Linked DNA regions of Homo sapiens: all the other regions are linked to region 1. The links are chromatin loops, found by intact Hi-C in ENCODE. Cell type or tissue: GM12878. All regions are shown on one strand.

Region 1 (4,000 bases):
AGTTTATTGGCTAGCACATAATAGGTGTTTACTTATGTTGAAGGAATTTCATGTTAAAGAGACGATAAGCAAGGTACTTTAATCCACTGTAGTTCACCTATGCTTACTCATAACATGGGGATAATAAGAGTTCTTACCTATCTCATAGGGTTTTATGAGCATTAAATGAGACAACCCATTGTTAATGTTTAGCACAGTGTCTAGCACATAGTCATCACTCAGTGCATATTAACCATCATTGTATAATATTATTAACATTCTGATTCCAAAATTTCTGGCCCCATTTTAAAAACAGATAATCCGGTTGGGTGCAGTGGCCTGTAATCCCAGCACTTTGGAAGGCTGAGGCGGGTGGCTCATCTGAGGTCAGGAGTTCGAGACCAGCCTGGTGAACATGGTGAAACCCCGTCTCTACTAAAAATACAAAAATTAGCTGGGCATGGTGGTGCAAGCCTGTAATTCCAGCTACTTGGGAGGCTGAGGCATGAGAACCCCTTGAACCCAGGAGGCGGAGGTTGCAGTGAGCTGAGATCGCACCACTGCACTCCAGCCTGGGAAATAGAGCAAGACTCTGTCCCAAAAAATAATAAAAATAATATAAAAAACAAAACAAAACAGACTCCGAGATACAGAGGAAATGGGCTTGCCCTTAGGAGAAACCAGAGGGCCAAGCACAATGCCAAGAAAAAAGTCAAAATCTTTATTTCCTGTTCAGATCCTTAAATACAGCGCTTATGAGGTCTCTGCCTGAGGGCCCATGGTTTTCAACTTTGCTCAGACCTGCATTTAAGCAGAAGCTCAGGCAAAAGGACGATGGGGAGGGATTGTCTTCCTCAGTATTCTTCTGGCCTTTGAGGAAGAAATGAAAAGAATTCTGTAATCATTCATTGACATGGCTTCCGTGTAAAAATTTTTGAGCCTCAGGCTGAAGAAAACAGAGCAGGGGAAGATATTTAGGAGGGAAACTATTTTACACAAAGGTAACGTGTGTGAGAAATAAAGACTTTTTTTTTTTTGAGACAGAGTCTCGCTCTGTCACCAGGCTGGAGTGCAGTGGCACGATCTGGGCTCACTGCAACCTCTGACTTCCTGGTTCAAGCGATTCTCCTGCCTCAGCCTCCCAAGTAGCTGGGATTATAGGCATGTGCCACCACGCCCAGCTAATTTTTGTATTTTTAGTAGAGACAGGGTTTCACCACGTTGGCCAGGATTGTCTCGATCTCCTGACCTCGTGATCCGCCCGCCTCAGCCTCCCAAAGTGCTGGGATTACAGACATGAACCACCACACCCAGCTGAAATAAAGACCTCTTAAAGCAGAAGGCAAAGGTACATGTCTCTGGAAATTCAGAAGTGTTATTTAGTGATCTAGATGAAGAATATATGGGAGGAGACATGAGAGCCTCTGTACAGAATCATTCATGTAAATGTTTGCCCAGAAACCCAACTGACTGAGGCCATAATTCACCCTTGGGAAACCACCAGAGAAGCTCATTGGATCATAGCTATGAGCGAAGAGCTGTTGCTAGCGAATCAATACTGCTATCTCTATAAGCACCCACCTTATATCTCTGTGACTGCATCTAATTTTTAATAAGCTTGTAATCAATGATTTTTATTATTTTGTATAAATTTCCAAAAGGCTAGTTCAAGTAAAAAAAAGAAATCCTGAACATTTTCAGCTGGAGAGTTTTTAGGAATAATTACATGTACATTAAGCAATATTTTTCTGGTGAAGGTGTATATTTTTCTCTCCTTCCTTCCTTCTCTTCCTGCCTCCCTCCTCTCTTTATTTTATTCCAGAGAGACTGCCATAGGTTTACCAAATACCCGAATAACCCTTTCTTGTTTTATCTGACCCATTCATCTTGTACACGTATTTATTATGATATGAGCACAGAGACTTTTGTTTTCTGTTTTAAACATTTGTTTTTGGATGTTCGGCAGATTGCATGCCTAAAGAATGCTTTGACTAAGAATTCCTAAACACAGATTATGGCTTTGGGCAGAGACCTCTTTCCCCAGTGCCTCAGGTTCCTAGTCTCCACTGCTGACGTGCAGTCAGAATGAACTAATTCACACCCCAGTCTAGGCATCTGGGTCACTTCGTGCACATGCTGTGAAAAGGCCGCTCCTTCCCTTTCTTCAGCCACTACTCGGCACTACTCAGGCACTTCGGAAGCAGTGACTCAGGAGACCAGCAGGTGGCACATGGGAACCAGACTACACACTCCTGTGGCCCAGGACAAAGAGATGGGAGAGGAAGGATTTCGTGCAAGGCCAGCTGGCTGATTTCCTCAGTGTTGGCGGATTGAATGCTGCCCATGAGGACTACAGAAATCTTCATGGACTGCAGGACCTCAATGATTAAAGACAGGGAGGCAGGGAGGAGGGCAAGATCAGGGTGACACTAAAGGATGGGGACATTACAGTCAGTCTTTCAACCTCTGCTAATCCTCTCCCTTAACCCCTTACCTCACAGGGGGGTTGTAAGCTGAAGGACATATCATAGGTAAAGCAACAAGCCTGGTTGGGGAGCTTAACACTGGTAGCTGTTAAAATAGTTATTATCTGGTTGGGTTGAACACAATCCAGTGGTGTTATTTAGGCATTTTTGACTAATCTAGAGGTTGTATGCAGGTGTTTCTGATTCATTCATCTGTTCATTTGTGTTTCCAACCAGTGACTATATATGGAGTAGGTTCTCTTCCCTTTGCATGGCTTAAGTACACGAAGGTGCACAAGGCCCAGTCTTCAGGAAAACAAACAACCCACTGTAGTGAAGTCAGTAGGAGGATGAGAGATAGGTTATATGGAAAAACCAACAATTTAACTTGATAATCAACACTCTAGGCAGAATAGTTAGGTTTTGGGATGATGGTTTTGATGGTGGGGAAGCTAAGACAGGAAGATGAAGGAAAAAAGGACCATTTGCAACCATATATAAGGAAAGGGCATTTATAAATCAGAATAATTTCTAATTGTTAAAATAATCACTATGCTCACACATTCTATTTAACCTTCCTCTTTTAGCTGGATATACTGTGGGGCTTTTATAGAAAGCAATACTTTGAGGGTAATTTAGCCACTTTGAAAAAAGAATATATATAATATATGAAGGGTTATTTTTACAGAGAACAATGCTCAGTTACTCCCTGTTTCCAGAGTAGAAGAGGAAAAGAGCTTTACCTAGAGCAAGAAAATAGAAAAGGCTTTTTAGCACTGAGAAGTGTTCATTCCTGGTGAGTTACCCCCAGAAAATGTTGGCATTGTTTTAGATCTGGACTAGTTTAGATATGGCTCTCTTAGGGAAAAGGAATACACAAGAGTGCTTTTTTTTTTTTTTTTTTTTGACAAAGTCTCACTCTGTCGCCCAGGCTGGACTGCAATGGTGCAATCTCGGCTCACTGCAACCTCCGCCTCCTGGGTTCAAGCGATTCTCCTGTCTCCACCTCCTGAGCAGTTGGGATTACAGGGGTGCACCACCACACCCAGCTAATTTTTTGCATTTTTAGTAGAGACAGGGTTTCACCATGTTGGCCAGGCTGGTCTCGAACTCCTGACTTCAGGTGATCCACCCACCTTGGCCTCCCAAAGTGCTGGGATTACAGGTGTGAGCCACTGCGCCCGGCCCACAAGAGTGATTTTTAAAGGCCCTGTACATACTTAGGATGAACAGAATCTGTATCTTTTCTAGAGAAAAGAAAGACAAAGAATGGCTTAATCACTGACTGTCAAATAAATGAAGGCCTATCAACTGGAGAGAAACTGTTAGATAAAAGAGAGAGAGAACTAAAACAAAAGATCTACCCTAGAAGGAAGCACCATTTTGATTCTAAAGATTGTGGGAGTCTCTTGGGGTAAGTAATAAGAAACTATGGAATGTTAGTTTGGGGAAAATAGGTTCTCTTCCTCTTGTGTAAATGGGCAAATTTTTGGTCACAATTTCAATATGTGCTTATTGGCTGAGTTGGGTGGGATGTTGACAAGATCACCTCTAAG
Region 2 (4,000 bases), 850 kb after region 1:
CATCCTTTAGTTCCGTTTCCTACTTGTTTATAGTAAGTGACTACAAGAACACTTAGAAACCAATATCAATCTAAGTTATTAAATCTAGAAAAGTTGAATGATGGTATAGTTTTAAAATATCTCCTAATAGGTACCTAATGATAAATTCTAAAAAGCTTTAATATGTAATTTTATTTATATAACAGATATTAAATATCATTCACATTCTCTTGCCTGGAAATCAAGACTCAATTTTGTCTAATAAGAAAACAACATGTATCAACTCTTCTGTTTTTACACAGCAATAATTCAGAAACTTAAGTAACTCCTCATCTCATTGCACATCAAATCATTCATATTAATTTGGAATACTAGACTTGATATTATTAGGAATTTCAAAGCACCTTTATGAAAATTAATGATTATAAAATTTTAGAAAATGGGGCCAGGTGCAGTGGCTCACGTCTGTAATCCCAGCACTTTGAGAAGCCAAGGCGGGCAGATCACCTGAGGTCAGGAGTTCAAGACCAGCCTGGCCAACATGATGAAACACCATCTCTACTAAAAATGCAAAAATTAGCTAGGCATGGTGGTGCATGTTTGTAGTCCCAGCCACCTGGGGGGGCCAAGGCAGGAAAATTGCTTGAACCTGAAAGGCAGAGGTTGCAGTGAGTCAAGATCACACCACTGCACGCCAGCCTGGGCAATAGGGTGAGACTCTGTCTCAAATAAATAAATTAATTAATTAATCTAGAAAATGGTATTTTAAGAATACTGTAGCTCCCAGTTATTGAATGTAGATTCAACAATGACACAGATTCTATGAGTAAAATATATTGAAATACCCATTAGAATGTAATTCTACTTCAGAAAAAATCACATCAATTTTGTGCCTACAAAACACCTAGTAAAATGCTCAAATACTTTAATAAAATAATTAAAAATACAGAATTTCAAAACTTACTACAAAAATATCTGTCTCAGGTACACTTAATTTAAAAATGAAATATCTGAGATTATGAAATAAGCTAACAATATTTATGAAAGATTATATAAATCACTACCAAATAATCCCTTTTTCATGATCCCCAAAATAATAAGAGCAAATATATTACAAATACAGAAACTGAATAAGCCTTTTAGAAATAAATATTTATGATTTATCAAACTTGAAATACAGAATCTTGCTGAACTATAAACAAGGATATAAAAACACCATTCTACATGTTCTCGTGTATAGTCAGAGTAATATAATTCAATTTACCAGCATGTATCTAGGTTAAAATAATTATCAGAGCTATAGTTAACTGATAAATACAATACTTAGTTTATAGAAATAAATCTGATTGTATGAGGTGAGCTGTCAAAAAAAAACTGGGGATATGTTAGGTGTAAACGTAATTACCAATATAACCCAAGATATCCATTGCCATTGTAAAGTCAAAAACATAATAAATGTAAACGTCAGGCAGCAAAATAAGATGCTTAAGAAAGTGTTGACCAGATGAGAACAGAACCTGGCTTAGAGGTAGAAGATGGCCATATGCCAAAGAGAAGTCTGTAAAACTAAGGTGGACAGGAAGCTAACTGGAGGTATACATGATATATATTTGTGGTGTAAAGCACTGGTTCTCAACTAGGGGAGATTTTGCCTCCAAGGGATATTTGGCAATGCGTGGAGACATTTTTGGTTGAACAAGAGGTGGGGAGGGGGTGCTACTGCCATCTAGTGGTTAAAGGCTAGATATGCTACTAAACATCCTACAAAGCACAGGGCAGCTGCCCACAACAAAGAATTCTAGCCCAAAATGTCAATGGTGCCAAGGCTGAGAAAACCTGATGTAAATGAAGCTAGCATTAGTAACGGCAAAGGAGCAACGTATTTAGTCCCTCTTTGCCTCTACTAACGTAATTATTTTAAGCAAGTTCAAAGTGGGCTTTATCTATCTCATTTGTAAAAATGCAATAATAGCATTTTGCTTGCCTAAAACAGGATATCTAGACCAGAGATATCTAAAAACACCTTGCAGGCTTATGTTATTCTATTATTTCCACTAGTAAAATGTGAGTAGTTATCACCAGGTTCTACAGTAAAACCTGAGACATAATGCCTTCTTCACAAAGATCACATCTGAAGCTAAGAAAGATCCCTGTCCTTACTATAATATTAGTTTTATTACAGCATTTATTTTTAAAGAAAACTTTAGAAATCCTAGACAGTAATGCTACTAGAGACAGTAAAACAATGGAATCAATTATGAACGCACATTCTTCAAGAATCTATTATTTGTCTTTTCACTGTTACACATTATACAGCATCCACTCCTCTAAGACTCCAAATACACTTACAATGAAAATTACTCCCAAATCTTCATCTTTTGTCCTAACTTTCTCCCAAATAAAAGTATGCCAGGCACTGGCTTATTCATTAGTACCCTAAAGGCAGCCTAAAGTTTTAAATCTAAAACTGAATCATTTATATTCTTAAACAAAAAACTAGTTCATCTCCATTCTGATTTCCATTTCTGATTAACATAATGCTCCTAACCAGAAAGGTTCAAAACTCTCGAATCATCTTTGATGCGATCTCTACCAATTCCATATTCCACCAATTATCTCTATTACTTTTTCACCCAGGCTATTGTGATCAACCTAACTGTTATCCCTATTATCAACAGGCCCTATCAAATACAACTGATCCTGAATCCATCTGGTTAGATGGTTTACTGAAAATAATACAAGCTTCTCAACCTAACAACCAAAGACCACCTCCCCGTGCCCACTTACCTAGCCTTATTCATCCTCTCTAGTTTTATCCCCTACTATGCCCTTTACACAGAATAATTAAGGCAGCAATAACTTCTAAGGGCTAACATCGACTGAGTTTTTCACTTTTCACCAGTTACTGGTTTGAGTGTTCTTAAATCACTTTATTCTCAAAATAGCTCCATGAGGTAGTTCAATCTAACATAGTACCCTTTTCTCATGGATCACAAAACAGAGTCATAAAGAAATTGGTAGAAAAGATATTTGAACCCAAGTATTTTATTCCAGATTCCAAAATATATACTAACTACCACATTGTACGGGGTGAATGGAAAGACAAAAAGGTGCACACCATACACAAAAATCAACTCAAATGGATTAAACATTTAAACACAAAAGTGGAAACTGTAAAACTCCTAGAAGTAAACAAAGAAAAACTTCTTGACACTGGTCTTGGCAACTATTTTCTGGATATAACACCAAAAGCACAGGCAACAGAAGCAAAAATAGACAAGTGGGACTATATCAAACTAAAAACCTTCTGCACAGCAAAAGAAACAATGAACAAAGTGAAAGGTCACCTATGAAATGAGAAAAAATAATCTTCAAACTATACATCCACAGGGGTTAATATCCAATATATAAAATCATACAACTCAATATTAAAAATACAAATAACCTGTTAAAAATGGGTAAGGGCCCTGAATAGACACTTCTCAAAATAAGAAACGTAGATGGCCAACAGACCTATTGAAAAGCTGCTCAGCATTTCTAATCAGCAGGGAAATGCAAATCAAAACCTCAATAAGACAGCACTTCACATTTACGAGGATGCCTATTATCAAAAAGGCAAGAAATAACAAGTGTTGTCAAGGATATGGAGAAAAGTGAACCCTTGTATACTTCGGTGAGAATGTAAATTGGTACAGCCCATTAGTGAAAACAGTATTGAGGTTCCTCAAAAAATTAAAGACAGAACCACCCTATGATTCAGCAATCCCACCTCTGAGTATGTATCTGGAAGTATTGAAAACAGGATCATGAAGAGATATCTGCTCTCTCCCATTCACTGCAGCTTTATGCACAATAGCGAAGATATGGAAGCAACTTAAATGCCCTGCGATGGATGAATGGTTAAAGAAAACGTGGTGTACATATAACAGAATATTATTCAGCCTTACCCCCAGAAAAGTAATTTATGCCATTTGTGGTAACGTGGATGGAGCTGGAGAGCACTGTACTAAGCAAAAATAAG
Region 3 (4,000 bases), 830 kb after region 1:
ACATATTACATACACAAACACAATCATGTATATGTATTCATATACATGCACATACATGTGAACATATATATTCAAATATTTTAAAAATTCTAATCCATCTCACAGAGTTCTTCACTGCCTTCCTCCATTTCATATTTGTATCTTTCTCCTTCCTCACTGAGAACCCTGACTCCCAACATCAGTACCCATTTGCTCAATCCTACAACACTTCTAAAGTAGTTTGGCGTTTCACAACCATAATTACAGCAAAAAACAAACCTAATAAAAAAGGAGTTCAAGATTTGTTTGCAGTTCTTCCCATCTCATCTCTCATGAGGGTCTGCATTCAAATCCTATGTTCCTAAGTTACTTCATTTTCCCCCCCACCAACTTCAATGTGATTCAAAGTAGGAATTTAACTAATATTTAATCTATATAATATCCACCAGGTAACAAGCTTTTTATAACATAAAAGGTAACTTAGAGAAATTGCAATTAATGAAAATATATATTAATTGAGAAAAATCACATAAGCGAAAGGTACTAATGTAAAGAATAGTGTTAAAATGAATATGAAAATTAAATTCCAAAGAATCAAATTATAAAACAAAGGTGATATATACTTCTATTTAGTAAATTAACAAGTAAAAATAAGTAATTTGACTCCAGTGAGGTCATAAGTAGATGTTTTAAAGCCACATGCTCCTTTTCTCCTACTAGTTACTTGTAGACACTTTGATTATGATGTTGGTTTTTGGTAAGCGGCCTGGGAAAGATTTTCTGCTGAATGCAGGAAGGATGAAATAACAGAGGAAACAAGAGTTACTAATACCCAAGAGATAACCAGGCAAAGGAACTGAAAAGAGTTCAGTCACAGCTCCTCCTTGCCTCTCCTAGGCACACTGGAAGTAAAACATAATCAAGAATGTTAACAGTAGTAACCATTCAAAGACTGAAAGCCAACGAAGCATTTGTCTTAAAATATGTTTGGGTGATGAGAATATTTTCAAATAAGAAAGCAGTTACTATGGGTCATTTGCTAAATAATAAAAATAGCTATATTATACATAAAAAAATACAACCAGCTACATACCAAATAGCTTAGTCATTAAGCATACTATAATAATAGTGATTACATTAGTGTTTTATGTCTATTTCTTTAAAATAATTTTTAAATAAAATATAAATGAAAGAATTAAACATTTCATTTTGTGAAAGAGGCAGAGGGTAGAAAACAGAAAAATGCTGCTCAGCAAAGTAGTAAGACTTTTTCCCCCATACTTAATCCTTCCTTATATAAGAACAGTTCTTCAACATTCAGAAAAATATTTTACCACCACAATTTCCTTCTCAAAAAGAGTAACACTAATTCAAATAAGCATGAGAAAACGATTTTTTTTTTTTTTTCCCAGAGATGAGATCTTGCTGTATTGCACAGGCTGGATTCAAACTCCTAGGGCTCAAGCAATCCTCCTGCCTCAGCTTCCAAACCCAGCTCATTCTATTTTTTTTTTTAATGAATTGAAGCAAAAGAAATACACACACACACACACACACACACACACACACACATACACTCTAGTCAGCAGAGTAAAAAGACTTTTCCGATAGGAAGTAAAGGAGACCATGCAGTCAATTCTATATATTCCATTCTGCTTGCTAGGAAGCTAGCATTTCTCAGTTTTAAATGTGCAGACCTTACCTGGTTAACAAACCAGAACCTTCTGGCCAGGCATGTTGGCTCACACCTGTAATCCCAGCACTTTGGGAGGCCGAGGCACGTGGATCACTTGAGGTCAGGAGTTTGCGACCAGCCTGGCCAACACTGTGAAACCCCACCCCTATTAAAATTATAAAAAATCAGCCCAGCATGGTGGCAGGCACCTGTAATCCCAGCTACTCTGGAGGCTGAAGCAGGAGAATCGCTTGAACCCGGGAGGTGGACGGTACAGTGAGCTGAGATTGCACCACTGCACTCCAGCCTGGGCAACAGAGTAAGTCTCTATCTCAAAACAAACAAACAACAACAAAAATACCTAAGCCTCCCAATACAAGTGGGAGGCCAGATCCCCTTAAAGAAGGTATTGCAATACTACTACAACCATGTACAGTACTGTAAATCCACAGTTGGCAAACTATAGTCTACAGGCCACATCTGGCCTCACACCTGTTTTTGTAAATAAAGTTTCACTGTGACACAGTCATGCTCACTCATACACATATTGTCTAGCTTTGATTTAGCACCACAATGGTAGACTTGAGTAGTTGAGATACATAGGCAACAAACCCTAAAATATTGACTATCTGGCCTTTCATAGAAAAAAAGTGCTGACCCTTGCTGTAAATCTTCCAACAGTTTTTCAAAGGATGAGCAGCATTTGCTAAAGTGATTGTTCTGGTAATCCCCGATGGGTAATCCCCTAGTGGTCGTGTCTGTTTAAAGTAAGTGTCTGGTAACCCCCTAGTGGTACGGATGTTCTTTCTTTCAAAAGAAAAATCTAATAAAAAAATTATAATCCAAAAGAAAGAACACCCAGACCACTAGGGGATTACCAGACACTTACTTTAAACAGACACGAATTGCCAGGAACCCAAAATGCCACTGCAGTCCGTAAGTTAAATGGAGAGCTTAGGGTAATCAGGTGATAAATGGATTACTGGCTCAAGTTTAAATCTAAGTGTGACGGTATGTCCACAAATACAACCTGCGGTTATTTTCCAGTTACTGGATGTATAACTGGAAGAGAAATACTTGGAAAACGAATTTCCACATTGGCTGTCTGACCCACGGAATAAGGGTCATTATGCTAGGAAAGGCCAAATAAAAGCCCCTTCAACCAGCCTTCCCTACCAGGGAAATAAACCAAAAGCAGTAACATATCTCCAAGGGAAATACAAAAATTAGTACCACCATCAGAGATTTAGAATGATTTTTGATTATCATAAATTTAATCATGTTAAACCAAGTGCAGCTGCCATTTCAGATGTGCTGTCTTTAACGAAACCAATCAATGTAGCCTCTAAAATCTTATATACAAGTTGGCAAATACTTTTTTCTCTGTACCAATCTGTGGTACTATCAGAAGACATCTGCCTTTGCCTAGAATGACCAATAGTATATCTTGCAGCCACAGCATACTGCTTTTCTGCTCTCTGCCACAGTAGAATCTACAGAGACAGTGGTCTTTTTAAAAAATAGTAAATATATATTTAGTATTTATTATGTAACATGCAGTAGTTTAAAGGACTTACATGTATTATGTCATTAAAGTCCCACACGAGGTAGGCACTATTATCCACATAATGAAGTTACAGAAACACAAGCAACAGAGAGAGAACCTGAGTAAAGAGTGGCAGAGCTTGAATTGAAATCCAGCTGGCATAATATCCAGAGTCTCTTTGCTTAAGAGGATCCACTACAGTCGTCTAAATGAAAGGTATTTTCTTTTTCCTTTTTTTTAAGGAAGGGTCTCACTCTGTCACTCAGGCTGGAGTGCAGTGGCCCCACCACAGCTCACTGTAGCCCCAACCTCCCCAGGCTCAGGTGTTCCTCCCACCTTAGCCTCCAAGTAGCTGGGACTACAGGCATGTGCCATCATGGCCAGCTTTTTTTTTTTTTTTTTTTTTTTTTTGTATTTCTTGTTAGAAATGGGGTTTCACCAGGTTGCCCAGGCTGGTCTCAAACTCCTGGACTCAAGCACTATGCCCACCTCAGACATCTCAAAGTGCTGGGACTACAGGAGTGAGGCACTGTGCCTGGTGGAAGAGTTATTTTGTTTGCGTATTTATCCATGTGTCAGTTGATAAATATTTGGGGTTGTTTCCACCCTTTGGCTATTATGAATAATGCTGATAAGAAGATTTACGTACAAGTTTTGTGTGGGCATATGTTTTCATTTCTCTTGGGTATATACTTGAGAGTGGAATTGCTGAGTCACATGGTAAGTCTATCTTAAACATTTTGAGGAACTATGTAACTGTTTGCCACACTGGCTGCACCAACTTACAATCTCAACATCCA
Region 4 (4,000 bases), 310 kb after region 1:
AAGCCACTTATCCTGTAGGATGTCCCACCTCCTGGATTTGCCTTACCATTTCTTCATGATCTCATTTAATTTGTTCTTCTATCCCATGTATTTCTCATAAACTTAAAGTTAGATCAAGCTTTACTTTAGAGCAGTGACCTTCACGTTGCATCACCACAAGATGCAGACACCATCTCATGTCTCACCATCAGTCATACAAAGACTAATCACTGGGTTAAGATAGTGACTCTGAGACCTTTTGATTATAAAGTGATATATTTTTCCTTCCAACCTTCCCTTAATCTGGAAGATGACTCTATTTTTATGTTAACAAAAATAAATTATGAAAGAAAATTAAAATATAAGGTGTGCCCTGGCAAAATTGTTAGGGAAGGTTTATCTACAGCACATATATCCCCATTTTTAATTTATTTGGCCCTTCATTTTTCTTCTTCCCCAACATATTCCATGGCCTCTACTTACCTCCTACATATATAGTGGTACTAGACCAATGACAAGTCGGTAGGAAAGGTATCCTGGAAGAATTTTGACTCTAAACTCCTATGTGCAATGTTCACAAGCTGGAAAAAGAATACCAACATCCTTTGGATTATTGCCTGTGTGGTGGCCTTCATTTTCAAGATGTTTTATAAACATTGGCTATTGGGTCAACCACTTTCTACAACTGTAACAATGTCCTCTTAAAGACAATTTATTTTACAAATGTGGACTAGTCATTAACTATTAAAAATAGTTATTATTATTAGTCTCACAAGAATGTCACCCTCTGACGGGACCAATAATAATATAAGACATAACAGCAGGAAGAGGGGCTTTTTTGGGTAATGTTTTGATAGTTTAGAAGAAGCCATAATAAGAAGGCAAGATTCTTCTTCTATCAGTGTACAAGAGCTGCACAATTACTCCGTGAACATTTGTCTCTTCAATGCACTATGTCAATCCTGATGTTTTATTGTCCCATGAGGCATATTATTGGGTCTCAAGCGTGGAAAAAAGCTAGGAGAATATTAAGCCCTGAATATGAAGGATGGATACTCACCATGTGCTCAGCAGCCTGGAAATCATTATTTAATATTAAGTTATTAGATGATTACTGAGCCAAAAGGACATAATATCCATTATGTAAATGTTCAGTCACGGACACTGTGCCCCAACACTTATTAACTCCAAGCTGAATATTGAATGGCATGCATCCAAAACTAAACATGTTCAAACAGACAAGTACTTTGTCTTTAAAAAGCAGGACCATTCGGTCAGTAGTACATTATGTCTTACAAATAAGAGAGCACTTTTTCTTGAACAATGTTAAACACTCTAGCCAGTAAAAGTGAGAGCTGGGGATGAAGCAGATAGTGTGCTGGGAAAGGGAGAGCATTTCACGGCTACCTGTGAAGTTCACATTTTGTCCTGCCTCTATTTGAACAAACATTCTCAAGGTGCAGCACAATTCCACGTGCAGAGGGCTGGTGGCTATACTCTGCAAGTCATTCAAAGATTTAGAAAAGAAATTCTCCTCTTTATAATGTTATGTATAACAGTAAGTGACTTTCGTATAATTCACTGGTTTATCTGTTCATCTTAGCATTTTCAAAAATGAATTCATGACTCTGTAATGCAGCTTTTGTGGGTCTTTGAGTTTTATAAAGTTGGCCTGACAACCTTTTATATATAGTAGCCCACAGAGAGTAAAGAGATTTTTTTTATTTTATCAGTCTTCCTGTGGCTCTGAGGGAGTTCCCCTGTCACATAAAAATTGCCTTTGTTTCTTCAAATGCTGTACAACCCCTAAATGACCAGTGTTGGGAAGACTTTTTGCTCCCATTTCGTACACCCAATGTTTGTCTTCCTTTTCAAGTCCTGGTACATTGTTTAGCATGGGAAAGACGCCCATTAAAGGATTGTTGAATTAACACATGATAAAATAAATCGTTGTATAATATCAATCAGAGTATGTGTTCTGGGCAAGTCTTGAAGCTTAGATCGTGAAACTTAAATAATTTGGTCAGTGTAATCATTTCCAGAGCAATTGAAACCATTTAATCCTTCTGATCTTGGCTTTTTGTGGGAGTGGGGGCAGAGTACATGAGTAAAGTACCAGAGGGAGCTGTTTTTATAATTGTGTTCTTTTACTCTTATGAGGAAACCACTACATAAATGTGAATCTCATAGGGGCAACATATGTTTCTAGAAAATATGCAACAACATGTGAGCTAGCAGGAGAGAGAAGCCATGAGAACTTTCATTTCTCATGGAAGGAGTTGATTAGCAGGCACAGCTAGCTGCTCAACTTTGACTTGTTTCTCACGTTTTCTGGGGAAGAGACTCCTGTCTCTGAGATATAGTCCTAGATCCCTGCTGCCTTGTCCCTTGAAGAAAACTGACTTCTTGTAGTCTGTGGTCAAACTCCTGTGGCATTTTGTCCTGCCTTCTGATGAAGGCTGTCTCTTGAGGCTTTCAGCTGGATCCCCTAGGACTGGCTGCCTCCTACTGGTTTTGCTGAGAACATTCCACTCATCAGCCTCTGCCCAGAAGATTAGTCCTTTACCTGCTGGCCAGCTCTGATCTTTCTAGATAGTAAATTGGCCAGGATAGGAGATACTGACCATTTCAGGAAGAAGTTACATTGTCACTATCTACCTAATTTGGGAAGTAAACTTCACTTGCCATAAACAAATCAGTACTCTTGTCTACTATGCTACATCACCTGGCCACAGTCACTGGATCTTGGCATCTGCTGCTGGGCCTGCCATCTCTCAGTTGGTGGCAGATACTTAGGGGGTCACAGTGAAAAGAATGCTCGCCTCTTCAGGCCCATTTGTATCCTGTCAATCACTCAGAAGAGCAGGGGTGTTGGATTATGTGTTAGGTCTCTCCTTCAAATCTTGCAGGAGACCATAATGACACCACCACTTTCTGGAGACCAGCCTTCCAAAAGCAGTCAGGAGAGAGAAGAATGTAAATGAAAAGTTCCTGGATGCTTAGAGATAAATGACCAATTCAAGAACCAAAGGCCTAAATATTACAAAAACACTGCATAGTAAAAGGAGGAATTTCCTGACCAGTGGCCAATGTCTCTAAAAGGTAGATCTTTAGATGTGAGCCCAGAAGTAAGTAGTATAGATAGGAGAGAAGCAGGGTGAAAATGAAAATAAATCAATGGAAATGAGCACTAAAGGCTGTAGCAACATCAGTCGGAAATAGCGATAGAGACAGTGGGCAGGGCCCTTCTGAACATTGGTAGAAAGAAAGCTAATGCAGGGAGAAGGGGAGTTAGGTGCAACTTGGACGTCTTTGAGGATAGGGCTAGAACCATCTGTTAACTACAGATGGTCCCTGGCTTTTTTCAGCTTTATGATGGGTTTATCAGGGTACTAAATGCATTTTTCACTTTCAATATTTTCCACTTACAATGGGTTTATTTGGATGTAACCCCATCATAAGTTAAGGAGCAGCTGTACAGAGAAAAAGTTGAAAACATATCTCTACCTCACAACATAGAGAAAAATAAATTCCAAATGAACCAAGGACTTTCATGTGAACGACAAAACTTTAAAAATTTTGGAAAAAATACAGGATAAAATGTTTATGAAATTTTGAAATTTCAGTGTATGAAAAGATTTCTTCACCAAGTTACAAAAAATATGCAACCCTAATAGGAAAAGATTCATAAGTTTGACTCCATTAAAATTAAGAACTTCTTTTCCTAGAAAGACACCAAACAGGGGAGTGAAGAGATAAGCACCAACTGGAAGAAAGTATTTGCAGCACATATAAATAAAGATGTTATTCAAAATATTTAATAACAAGTGTAGTGTAGGCATCACTAATTAAAATAGATGCCAATGGTCAGACTCACTGGCTCACACCTGTCATCCCAGCACTTTGGGAGGCCAAGGTGGGCGGATCACTTGAGGTCAGCAGTTCGAGACCATCCTGGCCAACATGAAACCCCATCTCTACTAAAAATATGGAAATTAGCCAGGTGTGGTGACATATGCCT
Region 5 (4,000 bases), 560 kb after region 1:
CCCAGCTTGAGTGGGCCATTTTAAAATACTCAGTTTGGTTAAGAGCTGTGCCAAGGAGATGGCCTGATAAGTACATATGTTGTACACTCAGCAAATATTCATTAAGCTGAATCCTCCGCCCCACAGTAGTAACTGGACAGATTCAAAAGAAGGGGTACCTTACATCATGGGGTTTATAATCTTCACAGGGGAGAAAAGACATAGATACATAATATAGGCGTGTCATACCATGAGTTCCTTGAGGGGGGAGACTGTTTTATTCAACTCTGTCCCCCTTGGACCTAGCTTCAAAAAAAAGTAAGCTAAACTGAACACTTGCATAGTACACAAAAGAGCCGGATGAGTAATCAGTGCTGAGCGGTTTCCAAGAACAGAGGGTTCCTAATGGGCTAAGTGGAGAGGGAAGTCTGTATGTTACAGGAAGGATATGGCCTGGACCCCAAAATTCTTTGAGAGTGAATTCCTGTATAATCATTGATCTTAAGTCCTTCTTTCTCACTCTGTACTGTAGAACATAAGAAGCAAATGGATGATCCAATTAACTCTGTTCTTTATCCATTGAGAACCAGCTCATTCATTCATTCTATAAGCAGTATTCAGCACATACTATGTGCCAGCATTGCCCCAGGGCCTAGAGATGCAAAAGTGAGGAAGCCAGGCAATCGCTGCCCCATACTCCAGAGAGCCATGGAACCGTATGCTGGCTCCCCTTGCCTCTGACCCTTCCTTTGTCTCTTTGTGTCAGAGGCTAATACATCCTTCTCTTTCTCCTTCTACCCAAAGAAGAAAGGCAGAAGCCCATTAGGATCCCTCAATGTAGTGAAAAGGTTAGCAGAGACTGTAAACAACAGATTATTCCCAGGCTTTTAGGAATCTCTAATGAGAAGAAACTGTCACACTCAAATTCTCTGGTGGTAGTTTCTTTGGGGAGTGTCCCTCGGGAAACATTGCCTGGACAAAATGCACTTTTTTGTACTATGCATAATCCATTACTCCCAGGGAAAGAGTGGGGTTGAAAATAGTTTCAAGACACTATAATTAGCAATGCGATTCTCACAGCTACAAGGAAATCAGATAGGGAATCTAAAACAGCACCATGCCCCTGTCTCTTGCCTTCCTGCTCTTAGGTTTTAGTTCCATTTTTATAGTCACTTCTCTAAGTTGAAACATGGGCTGTCTTCCACAAACACCTACTCTGTGGGTCCTGATGTACCCCCGGATCCATTCTCTGATTTCACTGGCTGTGGACCTGTTCTCTGACCCTGTTCACTTAAGTCCCACACATCCTCAGAGTTCCATTGAACAACTTTACTATAAAGCAGGGTTTGGAAAACCACGACCCACAGGCCCAATCTGGCCCACAGCCTGTTTTTGTAAATAAAGGTTTATTGGAAGACAGCTCTGCTCATTCATTTATGTATTGTCTGGGGTTATTTATGCACTATAGCAGCAAAGTTGAATAGTCGTTACAAAGACCATATGACGCACAAATCCTAAAATATTTATTGTCTGTCCCTTTACAGAAAAAGTTTGCTGACTCCTGTTATAGAGTAAGAGAAATTTAGGACACAAATTCTGTGCTTTCATTGTACCAAACAATGTAGTTGTTTGTATAGAGAAAACTGTATTTATTCCTACTCTTTTCTGATAATATAAATTTTATATGTTGTTTGGGATAATTTGATCATAAGAATCCAGTGATACTCCTGGCTTGTTGTTTCCCAGGAGGGCTAAGGTTAATGACTCATTCCACTGAGTTCAAAGCAAGGCTGGCAAATAGAGAAGTAAACCATTTCGGGACGACTTCACATGAAGTTTTTCAAGATGATATTAGAAAATCAGGTCTTGGAGAGACAGCTTGTCTTGATATGTACCATTTCTTTTTGAGTCAAACTATCAAATGAAACAGAAGAAATAGAAAAACAGAGCTAGATTTCATAAGATTGATATCATTTTCAGTTTAAAAAGGAGATAATCTCAAATATTCAAAGGACAAAGCTGAAGACGATCTCCCAAAATTAAGCCCAGCTTATGAAGAAGGAATTCCTGAAATATAAAGATCTTTCCCACTGTAAATGATCCTTAAAGTTATTGGACTTGCTAAAGAACCATAAGAACAGAAAGGCCTTTTAATGAGCAAGAACTCATTTGTGTTGCTTTGATATAAGATAATCTGTAGATACATATTTACAGCTAGCTGAAAGTTGACTGGTTCTAAATTTTTTTGAATTTGCTAGAAATAGATTTTTTTTTTCTATTGGGAATAAAGTTTGCGCAGCTAATATCTCCACAAACCTACAAACCAACCAAGTATCACAGATATGCTGAGTCACTGCCATCCAGTGGCTGAACAGAATAACTGCTTTAACCATGAACGGGAGACTAAGCTGGGGGGCTGAAAAGGGTCTCAGGAATGAGTTTTATACAGTGGGCCTCAGTTGGTATTGGTCACATTAAAAGTGTGAAACTTATTTACAGATGGTATAATTGCTTAACTAAAAAACTAATAAACTTCATTAAAACTATTAGAATTAATAAGAGAATTTGGCAAAGAGGCTAAAGATAAGATAAATATACAAAACTGTGAAGCTTTTCCCTAGACTAGCAGTGACCGATTTGAAATGGAAACAGAAACAATAATTCCATCCTCATTAGTAATGAAAGCATGGAAGGGCTGGCCACCTCTCCTCCAGGAGGCTTACTGCACATTCAAGTAAAGTACTCAGGACTATGACACTGATCTGATAGCTTCCCAACCTTCCATCAGGCTCTCAGGACTAGTCCCAGCCTACTGTATATCAGTCCCCTTCAGAAACCCAAGGCTTCCCATTAGCAGTTATATGGATCTCTCAGCCCCCACACTATACTGAACAAGCCTAATCCCATCCAACACCCCTCCCTCCCCAATGTTTTCCCTGAGCTCTGTAAAACTCTTAGTCTGTGATCAGAAACCTAATTTCTGAATGGTTGTCCACCAAGCATGCCTCCCCTGCAGCCCTCTGACAAAGAGGCTATTTTTCACCCCACTTCATGTTCCTCAGGGCCAGGAAGGAGGCAAGCCTATTTCTTATTCACCATTGCCTTTTCCCACTCTGAGGCCACCACTACATAGCTTCTCTTTCTTCAAACCTCTTACTCCTTCCCCCCAAACTCTCATCTGAAGACCGCATCTTATACGTAATTGAGGGAATAAGAGTCATCACTAAAAAGTCCCCCTTCACAGTCTAAATAAAGAAACCAGTGGTTCTCAACCAAGGGAAATTGTTCTCCCCAGGGGACATCCAGCAATGTCTAGAGACATTTTTGATTGTCACAACTGGAGGAGGTGGCTACTACTGGGATATCTTAGCCAGGCATGCTGCTAAATATCCTACAACAGACAGCCCCCAACTACAAAGGACTATCTAGCCCAGAATGTCAATAGTGCCAAGGCTGAGAAGCCCTGGTATAGACGAAACTGCCCAGGCACCCCTTTTATCTCTTACTCCAATGAAGAAGTGTCCCTGCTCCCCTAAAAGCTGGTTATCTCTCATTCTCAAGGACCTTCCTCCTGATATCACCCCCTGCTTCTCTCTCTCTCCCTCTCTCTATATATATATGTATCTTCAGTTCTCCCTCTCTATTATGTATATTCAATTATTCAACAAAAATTACTATATGCCAAACACTCTTCTAAGTGCTGAGGACACAAAACAGATGAAAATTCTTGCCCCTGTGAAACTTATATTTTAAGAGAGGAAATGATCAACATTATAAGTAAGTAAACTATACAGTATTAGTGGGGAGTTAAAAAGAAAAAAACAGGAAAGAGGAACAGAAAGTATGTGGCAGAACAGGGGGTTAAATTTTAAATAGGTGGCTGGGGAAGGACATCCTGATATGCTGAAATTTGAGCTAAATCCAGAAGAAAATAAGGAAAATATTTACCCAAATATCTGGGGAAAGAGCATCCTAAGCAGTGGGAAAAATAAGTGCAAAGAGAGAGAGAGAGCCTGGCTTG
Region 6 (4,000 bases), 170 kb before region 1:
CACAGCTCATTGCAGCCTCTACCTCCCAGGCTCAGGTGATCCTCCCAGCACAGCTTCCCTAGTAGCTGGGACTATAGGCGTGCGCCACCATGCAAGGCTAATTTTTGTATTTTTAGTAGGGATGGGGTTTCACCATGTTGTCCAGGATGGTCTCAAACTCCTAGGCTCAAGCGATTCTCCCATCTCGGCCTCCCAAAGTGCTGGGATCATAGGTGTAAGCCACAGTGCCCGCCCTCTGCCTCCCTCTTATAAGGACTCTTGTTATTATATTGGACCCACCCAGATAATCCAGGATAACCTTATCTCAAGGTTCTTGACTTAATCTTACCTGCAAAGTCCCTTTTGCCATGTAAGGTAACATGTTCACAGGTTTTGGAAATTAGGATACAGGAATCTTTGGGGGTCTACTATTCTACCTTCTACAATATGTATGTATGTATGCATGCACACATTGCTATATTTATTCCTATATCTATATAAATATATTGAAGACCATAACATCATTTAGATACTTCCAATTTCAACTGGACAACTACAGGGTTCATTCCAGATTTCTGTTTCAATATTTGTGACTCCCTCCTCCAACAATGGGAAACCTGGCTTTCATTATCCTTAATAAGTTACTTATTTGACTAATCTCCTCTTTGTAACTAGTGTCCTATTCTCCTTCTGTGCTCTTATCCTGGGAATGTCCTCCCACTCTACCTGGACTCTGAAACTTTATACCCAGCCACCCTTCCATGGGGACACCCTCTTCACTCCACTGGGATTCTGCCACCCCAAGCCAGGCTGCCCCTGCAGGAACACTGTCCTATCCTGTTCAGTCTCTGACACCACACAGCAAGCAGCCCTCCTGTGCAGACACTTTTCTCACCCTGCTGGGGCTCCAACACCCAGCTCTGGACCACGGTGGCTTCCCTCATTAGTCACAGATGTTATCCTGCTCTGCCCCACCTAAAGGCTTTAGCACCAAATTGCTGAGAGGGAAGGGAAGGGAAGAAAATTCCAAATGACATATTTTTGGGAGTGAGAAAGGGGGCACTGAACCTTGATCCAAACGAGGGTGGGAAATGTGGAATGCTGAGCAGGGAGAAGCAGGGAGATGAGGTGGAAGTTAGTACATAATAGAGGGTTTGAGGCTTGAATAAATATCGGCTATTGGAGTGGGTCCCTGTTCTTGGGCCTGTTTGCGTGTTTGAGGACCCGACTCATATTTTTCTGGGCTGAGAATGCTGCCACCAGCCTGGAGCCTCATCAAACCACTTTTTATTAAAAAACCACCCGTTGGCTCCTGTTGTTTTTTATGCTGATTAAGAACACTGACTTGGCTAAATGAACAAGGGGGCTGATTGTTGCTCTGTCTCTTGAAGCAGGAGAGGCTTTTGATCGAGTTGAGTGGGAGTTTATGTTTGAGGTACTTTAAAAAATGAAATTTGGAGATAAGCTTATGAACTGAATTTGAACTTCATTTCAAGCTCATTGAACAGAAATGTTTTAGATCCCTTTAATCTGAAAAAGGCCCATTGCAATTGTCCTTTGAATCTCTTATTTTTCTTTAAGATAAAGCTTCTTCTCAAATTACTTACTATTTATCTACGTACTGAGAAGGGAAAAATAAACTTAAGTTTAAAGATGTTTGGATATTTTTCTTTCTCTGAGGATAGGAAACATGGCTCGGGTGCCTTCTCTCTCCACCCTGGCACCCAGAGCAAGGATGTTGCTCATTAGTGACTAAGTAGGACCAGCGTCTCAGGTGGCAATCTGGGAGCAAGCTCAGCTTCACAATGGGGGACTGTGGGTTGGTTGCACAGAAAGCAGAAGCTTGTGGGTTCTAATCTCACTTCCTCCATTGGCTTCTGGGTGGCTTTAGGTGAGTCATTTAATTTCCACATGTTTGGTTTGCCCCATCTGCCACATGGAGCTAATGATACTCCTCATCTACTTATTTCACAGGGATGTTGTAAGAGCTGATTAATGTACAGGGTGGCCAAACATTGCACATGTATGATGAGCTAAGAAAAGTAAGATAATGAGCCCAGAAACCTTTTCAAATTAGGGGTGATCTTTTCCTTTAGGAATGAGCTGTGCTTATGATGCTGTTTTTTTTTTTTTCCTGAGTCGGAGTTTCACTCTTGTCGCCCAGGCTGGAGTGCAAGTGGTGTGATCTCGGCTCACTGCAACCTCTGCCTCCTGGGTTCAAGTGATTCTCCTGCCTCAGCCTTCCGAGTAGCTGGGATTACAGGTGTGTGCCACCATGCCCCAGCTAATTTTTGTATTTTAAGTAGAGACAGAGTTTTGCCATGTTGGCCAGGCTGGTCTCAAACTCCTGACCTCGGATGATCTGCCAGCCTCTGCCTCCCAAAGTGCTGGCATTATACGAGTGAGCCACCACGCCCGGCCTTTTTTGTTTTTGTTTTTGTTTTGCACTCTGTCACCTGAGCTGGAGTGTGGTGGTGTGATCTCAGCTCACTGCAACCTCCGCTTCCCAGGTTCAAATGATTCTCCTGCCTCAGCTTCCCTAGTAGTTGGGATTACAGGCGTGTGCTACTGTACCTGGCTAATTTTTGTATTTTTAGTAGAGATGGGGTTTTGCCATATTGGCCAGGCTGGTCTCAAACTCTTGGCCTTGAGTGATCCGCCCGTCTCAGCCTCCCAAAGTGCTGGTATTACAGGTGAGCCACTGTGACCAGCCATGGTATTTTTTTTTTTTGACCATTTCTCTGTCTTATTAATTTAACTCATGCTATTATTAATTATATACATAATATGTTTGGCTCAACATGGATGACATCATTCATTTCAATATATTTTTGTTTGCTTCCTATGTGCCTGGCACTCTCTGTATTAGAATTAAAAACCTAAGTGAAAGCCAAATTATAGGAAGGTCAGGAAATGGGAAATATTTATGAGCAAATTCATGCTTATATTTCTTTTGTTAACTCTGAAGATGTATTTGTTTGAACATACACTTCTGCCCGGTGGCTCACGCCTGTAATCCTAGCACTTTGGGAGTCCAAGGCAGGCGGATCACCTGAGGTCAGGAGTTAGAAACCAGCCTGGCCAACATGGTGAAACCCCATCTCTACTAAAAATACAAAAAAATAAGCTGGGCATGGTGGCACATGCCTGTAATCCCAGCTACTTGGGAGGCTGAGGCAAGAGAATTGCTTGAATCTGGGAGGCAGAGACTGCAGTGAGCTGAGATCGTGCTACTGCACTCCAGCCTGGGCGACAGAGCCAGACTCTGTCTCAAAAAAAAAAAAAAAAAGGCTGGGTGCAGTAATCCCAGCACTTTGGGAGGCTGAAGTGGGTAGATAATCTGAGGTTCGAGACCAGCATGGCCAACATGGTGAAATTTGTCTCTACTAAAAATGCAAAAATTAGCCAGGTGTGGTGGTGGGAGTCTGCCTGCCTTGGACTCCCAAAGTGCTAGGATTACAGGCGTGAGCCACCGGGTGGAAGTGTAATCCCAGCTACTTGGGAGGCTGAGGCAGGAGAATTGCTTGAACCCAGGAGGCAGAGGTTGCAATGAGTGGAGATCGCACCACTGCACTCCAGCCTGGGTGACAGAGCAAGACTCCGTCTCAAAAAATAAAATAAAATAAAATAAAATAAAATAAAATAAAATAAAATAAAATAAAATAAAATAATTAAATGTATCTGAGAAAAGCTGAGCTATAGTTTCCTGAGTATTGATAAAGGATATATCTTAGTTTTTGAAAGGAAGGGCTCCCCAGTAGCCAACTTCTAGAATGACAGTCCTCCTAAAGACATCATCTTCCACCTAATGAATTTCCATATAGCTGTTCCTTGCTAAAAAGGACATTAACCTAAATTAGGCTTGCCATTTTACTGTGTCAAGCACATAGTAACAATGAACATAATCGGCGGGGCATGGTGGCTCACGCCTGTAATCCCAGCACTTTGGGAGGCCAAGGCAGGCAGATCATGAGGTCAAGAGATCGAGACCATCCTGGCCAACATGGTGAAACCCGTCTCT
Region 7 (4,000 bases), 540 kb before region 1:
GCATCAACATAAGAGAGTCTGTTACACTATGTCAGGGGTCGGCAAACTTTTTCTGTAAAGGACAAATAGGAAGTATTTTAGGGTTTGTGGGCCACACAGTCTTTGTCAAAACTACTCAATTCTGCCATTATAGAGCAAAGGCAGCCTGAGATGATACATACAGGAAGGAGCATGACTGTGTTCCAATAAAACTTTATTATAGATTTTGAAATTTGGATTTCATGTAACTTTCACATTTCATAAAATATTATTGTTCTTTCAATTTTGTTTAACTATTTAATAATTTTAAAAAATCATCCTTAGCTTGCAAGCCATACAGAAACAGGCAGGGGCTGGTTTATGGAATGTTACTCTATTTGGAGATATCACTGATATCCATGTTTATGATTGGCACATTTAAGTGATCAGAAAGGAAATATTTTTCAAGTGGAACAAACTGTTTCATCTCTTCTCACCAATGACCACTGACCCTACAATGTCTTCTACTTTTGGTGTGTGCCATATCAGAAGAAATTGCTGGAGCATGTAAGAATCTTTATATTTTAAGGCTAGCTGAGCTGAGGGTTCAGTAGAGGGCAAAGACCAAACTGATACCCAAGGCAAGCTCCAGAAAAGAAATTTCTAGGTAAAGCATTGTTGCCTGATAAAGAAATAGTTTATTTTTTAAAATAAAAATAAAAACATCAATCAAGCACTTAATATACATCAGTGAATAGCCTTTGAGCTCCTACAAGCATGGGTCTGGGTCTCCGCAAGGTAGTCAGGCTCTTGGCACCAGTAGGCAGACAGGTTTGGAGGCAGCACCAGCAGAAGTGATCCCGAAGGCACTGTCCTCCACTTTGTCTCCACATGCAGTCTTCCCAGTGATCTCCCAGTCACTAGCACCCCAAAAGGCAGTATCTTGAAACAAAAATGCGTGTACCACCTTTCTCATCCACACTCACAGGCCCATGTGCACATGCATATGGCATTGTCAGGATGAGCGCCTAGTGAGAGCCCCTTCATCTTATTGGCTTCTTTTGAACTCTTAGACATCTGGGTGCAGTGATTCCTTTCATCTCTCGATACCCTGACCAAAGGAGTTGGTTTGCGGACAGCTATTACTTGTACCTATTATTGTACATGTAAATATGTTATATGGACTAGTTAGACATTATGGTGTCCATTTGAGGTATGTCTTAATCTGTTTCAGCTGCTATAACAAAGTAACATAAACTGAGTAGCTTATAAAGAACAGAAATGTATTTCTTACAGTTCTGGAGAAGTTTAAGATCGAGGCACCGATTTGGTGTCTGATGAGGGCCCACTTTCTGATTCATAGATGGCTTCTTCTTGCTGTGTCTTCACATGGTAGAAGGGGCAAGACAGCTCTGGGGCCTCTTTTATTTATTTATTTGGAGATGGAGTCTCACTCTGTCACCCAGGCTGGAGTGCAGTGGCATGATCTCGGCTCACTGCAACCTCTACCCCCTGGGTTCAAGGGATTCTCCTGCCTCAGCCTCCCAAGTAGCTGGGACTACAGGCACCCACCACCACGTCCAGCTAATTTTTGTATTTTTTAGTAGAGACAGGGTTTCACCATGTTGGCCAGGCTGGTCTTGAACTCCTGACCTCAAGTGATCCCCCTGCCTCAGCCTCCCAAAGTGCTGGGATTACAAGTGTGAGCCACTGTGCCCAGCCTGGGGTCTCTTTTATAAGGGTACCAATCCCATTCATGAAGGCTCAGCCGTCCTGACCTAATCATCTCCCAAAGACCCTACTTCCTAAAACCATCACCTTGGGGATTAGGTTTCAACATGTGCATTTTGGGAAGACGCAAACATTCAGACCATAGCAAGGAGCAAGGCTTAGGAGCAGGTCTCATTCCTGGAGCTAGTAGCTGAAGGGGAAGGCATCTACCCAAGAGAGTGGTCATCTACAATGTCCATCATATGTACAAGTTCCAGGCCTTGATAAAGGAAATAGAAATTCTCACACCACTGGAAACTTCCACCTCCTCCTGCACCCGGCTCTCTAGGGGCTTGACTTTGAAGAGAAAGGTGCCAGGTGATTGCTCTTCTGTCACAAACATAAGAATGGAGCCACTGCAGGAAGGAGGGTCAAAAAATTTATTTTGTTCAAGCCTTGGAGAGCGAGCCACATCTTGTAACCAGATTGTGGTGCTCTATGTTATGTACTTGTCCTATTACCCTGGACGTTAGTAAATGTTCCAGCCTTGCCTCAGGGTTGCTGTGGGTTTGGGAGCATTGCCCCCATGAGGTCAGTTCTGTGATGGCAGCAGTAACTCATGAGATCCCCAAGGGAAAGAGACATCAATAGTTGAGAATATGCAATCCTTCTGTGAACCTTCGCCCTCCTGTACCAATCCTACAAAATTAGGAGTCATTGTTCTATGAGAGAAGGCCATCTTCCTCATGGTGTATTCACTGCAATTTCTAAATCCCCTTGTAAATAAGCTGTTTGTTTGTTTGTTTGTTTGTGACGGACTTTTGTTCTTGTTGCCCAGGCTGGAGTGCAATGGCGCGATCTCAGCTCACCGCAACCTCCACCTCCCGGCTTCAGGTGATTCTCCTGCCTCAGCCTCCTGAGTAGCTGGGATTACAGGCATGCACCACCACGCCTGGCTAATTTTGTATTTTTAGTAAAGACTGGGTTTCTCCATGTTGGTCAGGCTGGTCTCGAACTCCTGACCTCAGGTGATCTGCCCACCTCGGCCTCCCAAAGTGCTGGGATTACAGGCGTGAGCCACCGTGCCCGGCTGTAAATAAGTATTCTTACACAGTAGGTGCAAGATGATAGCATATAGGTTAGACATAGGCTAGAATCTGTGGGACCTTAGGCAAGTTACTTCACCTCTCTGTGTTTAGCGTTCTCATCTATAAGATATATATAATAGTACTTCTCTGAAAAGGCTTCTTGTAAGAATTAAATAATATATAAAAATGCTTAGCACAGTGCCAGGCTTATAGTACATGGTTAACACAAGTTCCCTATTATTGCTATAGTACCTTGCCAAACTTCTTTTTTATCAGCCTGATTAATGGGGGGGAAACTACCTTCTTCCTCGGGTCTTCTGATTTCCTGGAAAATTAGTAAACTGTAGTAAAACTATGGACATCAGTCCCTAAGATCATAGCACTAGGCTAGGCAATGTGGGAACTTCAAAAGAATTTTAGAACATAGTTCTCGTCCACCAAGTGCTTACAAGTAAGTTGGAAATGCAGATACGTGGGTTTAAATCTTGACACTACTGTTTAATAACCTTAAGGACCTTGAGCAAGTTTTTTTTTAAATCTCTCTAGGCCTCAGTTTCTTCTTTTTAAAAATGGGGATTATAACAGTAATCACCTCATTGAGTTAATATGATAATTAAATAAGTGAATAGAAGGAAAATGGTCCAACAGTGTTGACATATGGTAAATGCTAACTATTGCTATCTATCACCATGAAGCAGTGTATGTATGAGGAAGTGCCCACAGGAGTGTGCCTCCGGGATGAAGCAAAGCAACAGAGATCCAAGCAGGAGAGGCTGCAACAGGCTGGAGATATGCAGAGTCTTCATGGGGGAGGTAAGACTTAGCTGAGTTTGCAGGCTAGGTAAGCTTGAGACAGGCAAAGACACGTTCAGGAAGAAATAGCATTACCAAAAATACTAAGAAGGAAATTGGCAGGGGCATTTGTTACTACAAACTGCCTTACTAATTCCAGCATACCAGGATTCTCTTTGAGACTTGCAATGCGTAACAGGTAAGTGCTTAATGAATATTTTCCAACTTGTAAAGGACACAGGGAAGTGTGGATTATTCCTTCCCACCCCCAAAATTATTTTACGTCAGTTTCTTGAATTCTGCAAAATTCTCATCTAAATTATTGCAGCTAAGTTTATGCAGTTGTATAGTTGGGGGTGGGCAGTGGGAGAATTTGTAGCTGTAATATCCTGTTTTGACAGTAGGTGGCTCCCTTACATATATGTAAGAAAAGTGGCACTGTGGTCTGTATA

What was found. Peaks named below come from ENCODE experiments on the same cell type or tissue, not always from the same donor. Only the 100,000 strongest peaks of a DNase experiment are listed, where the experiment ranks them.
Region 2: it touches region 1 in a loop (10-fold over the local background); 54 of 110 quality-filtered maps call a loop at or near these places.
Region 3: a loop joins it to region 1, with 4 times the contacts of the local background. A loop is called at or near these places in 6 of 110 quality-filtered maps.
Region 4: it touches region 1 in a loop (14-fold over the local background); 20 of 110 quality-filtered maps call a loop at or near these places.
Region 5: it touches region 1 in a loop (13-fold over the local background); 43 of 110 quality-filtered maps call a loop at or near these places.
Region 6: a loop joins it to region 1, with 2.8 times the contacts of the local background. A loop is called at or near these places in 3 of 110 quality-filtered maps.
Region 7: a loop joins it to region 1, with 6 times the contacts of the local background. A loop is called at or near these places in 8 of 110 quality-filtered maps.

Annotation. Positions count from the first base shown.
Region 1 is chr6:87,927,786-87,931,785 of GRCh38, forward strand. It overlaps LOC105377882 (a long non-coding RNA gene), which reads left to right and starts at 3,656. Exons shown (of 3, transcript XR_001744246.1): 1 at 3,656-3,858. In GM12878, a CTCF peak has its summit at 2,204 (motif pointing right); a DNase peak (open chromatin) is centred at 2,196; H3K27ac peaks cover 752 bases.
Region 2 is chr6:88,779,289-88,783,288 of GRCh38, forward strand. All of the region lies in intron 12 of RNGTT (RNA guanylyltransferase and 5'-phosphatase), which reads right to left. Among named protein-coding and RNA genes, the nearest start is that of RNGTT, 180 kb to the right of the region's middle. In GM12878, a CTCF peak has its summit at 1,703 (motif pointing left); a DNase peak (open chromatin) is centred at 1,623.
Region 3 is chr6:88,759,503-88,763,502 of GRCh38, forward strand. All of the region lies in intron 13 of RNGTT (RNA guanylyltransferase and 5'-phosphatase), which reads right to left. Among named protein-coding and RNA genes, the nearest start is that of RNGTT, 200 kb to the right of the region's middle. In GM12878, a CTCF peak has its summit at 2,424; DNase peaks (open chromatin) are centred at 792 and 2,359; H3K4me3 peaks cover 236 bases; H3K27ac peaks cover 3,401 bases.
Region 4 is chr6:88,235,799-88,239,798 of GRCh38, forward strand. No RefSeq gene overlaps it. Among named protein-coding and RNA genes, the nearest start is that of CNR1, 71 kb to the left of the region's middle. In GM12878, a CTCF peak has its summit at 2,492 (motif pointing left); a DNase peak (open chromatin) is centred at 2,483.
Region 5 is chr6:88,490,686-88,494,685 of GRCh38, forward strand. No RefSeq gene overlaps it. Among named protein-coding and RNA genes, the nearest start is that of CNR1, 330 kb to the left of the region's middle. In GM12878, a CTCF peak has its summit at 2,323 (motif pointing left); DNase peaks (open chromatin) are centred at 2,613, 3,256 and 3,866; H3K4me3 peaks cover 129 bases; H3K27ac peaks cover 1,620 bases.
Region 6 is chr6:87,755,213-87,759,212 of GRCh38, forward strand. No RefSeq gene overlaps it. Among named protein-coding and RNA genes, the nearest start is that of AKIRIN2, 55 kb to the left of the region's middle. In GM12878, no CTCF peak of the experiment used is centred here; a DNase peak (open chromatin) is centred at 1,849; H3K27ac peaks cover 2,484 bases.
Region 7 is chr6:87,389,274-87,393,273 of GRCh38, forward strand. No RefSeq gene overlaps it. Among named protein-coding and RNA genes, the nearest start is that of LINC01590, 5.8 kb to the right of the region's middle. In GM12878, CTCF peaks have their summits at 2,257 and 3,954 (motif pointing right); a DNase peak (open chromatin) is centred at 3,988.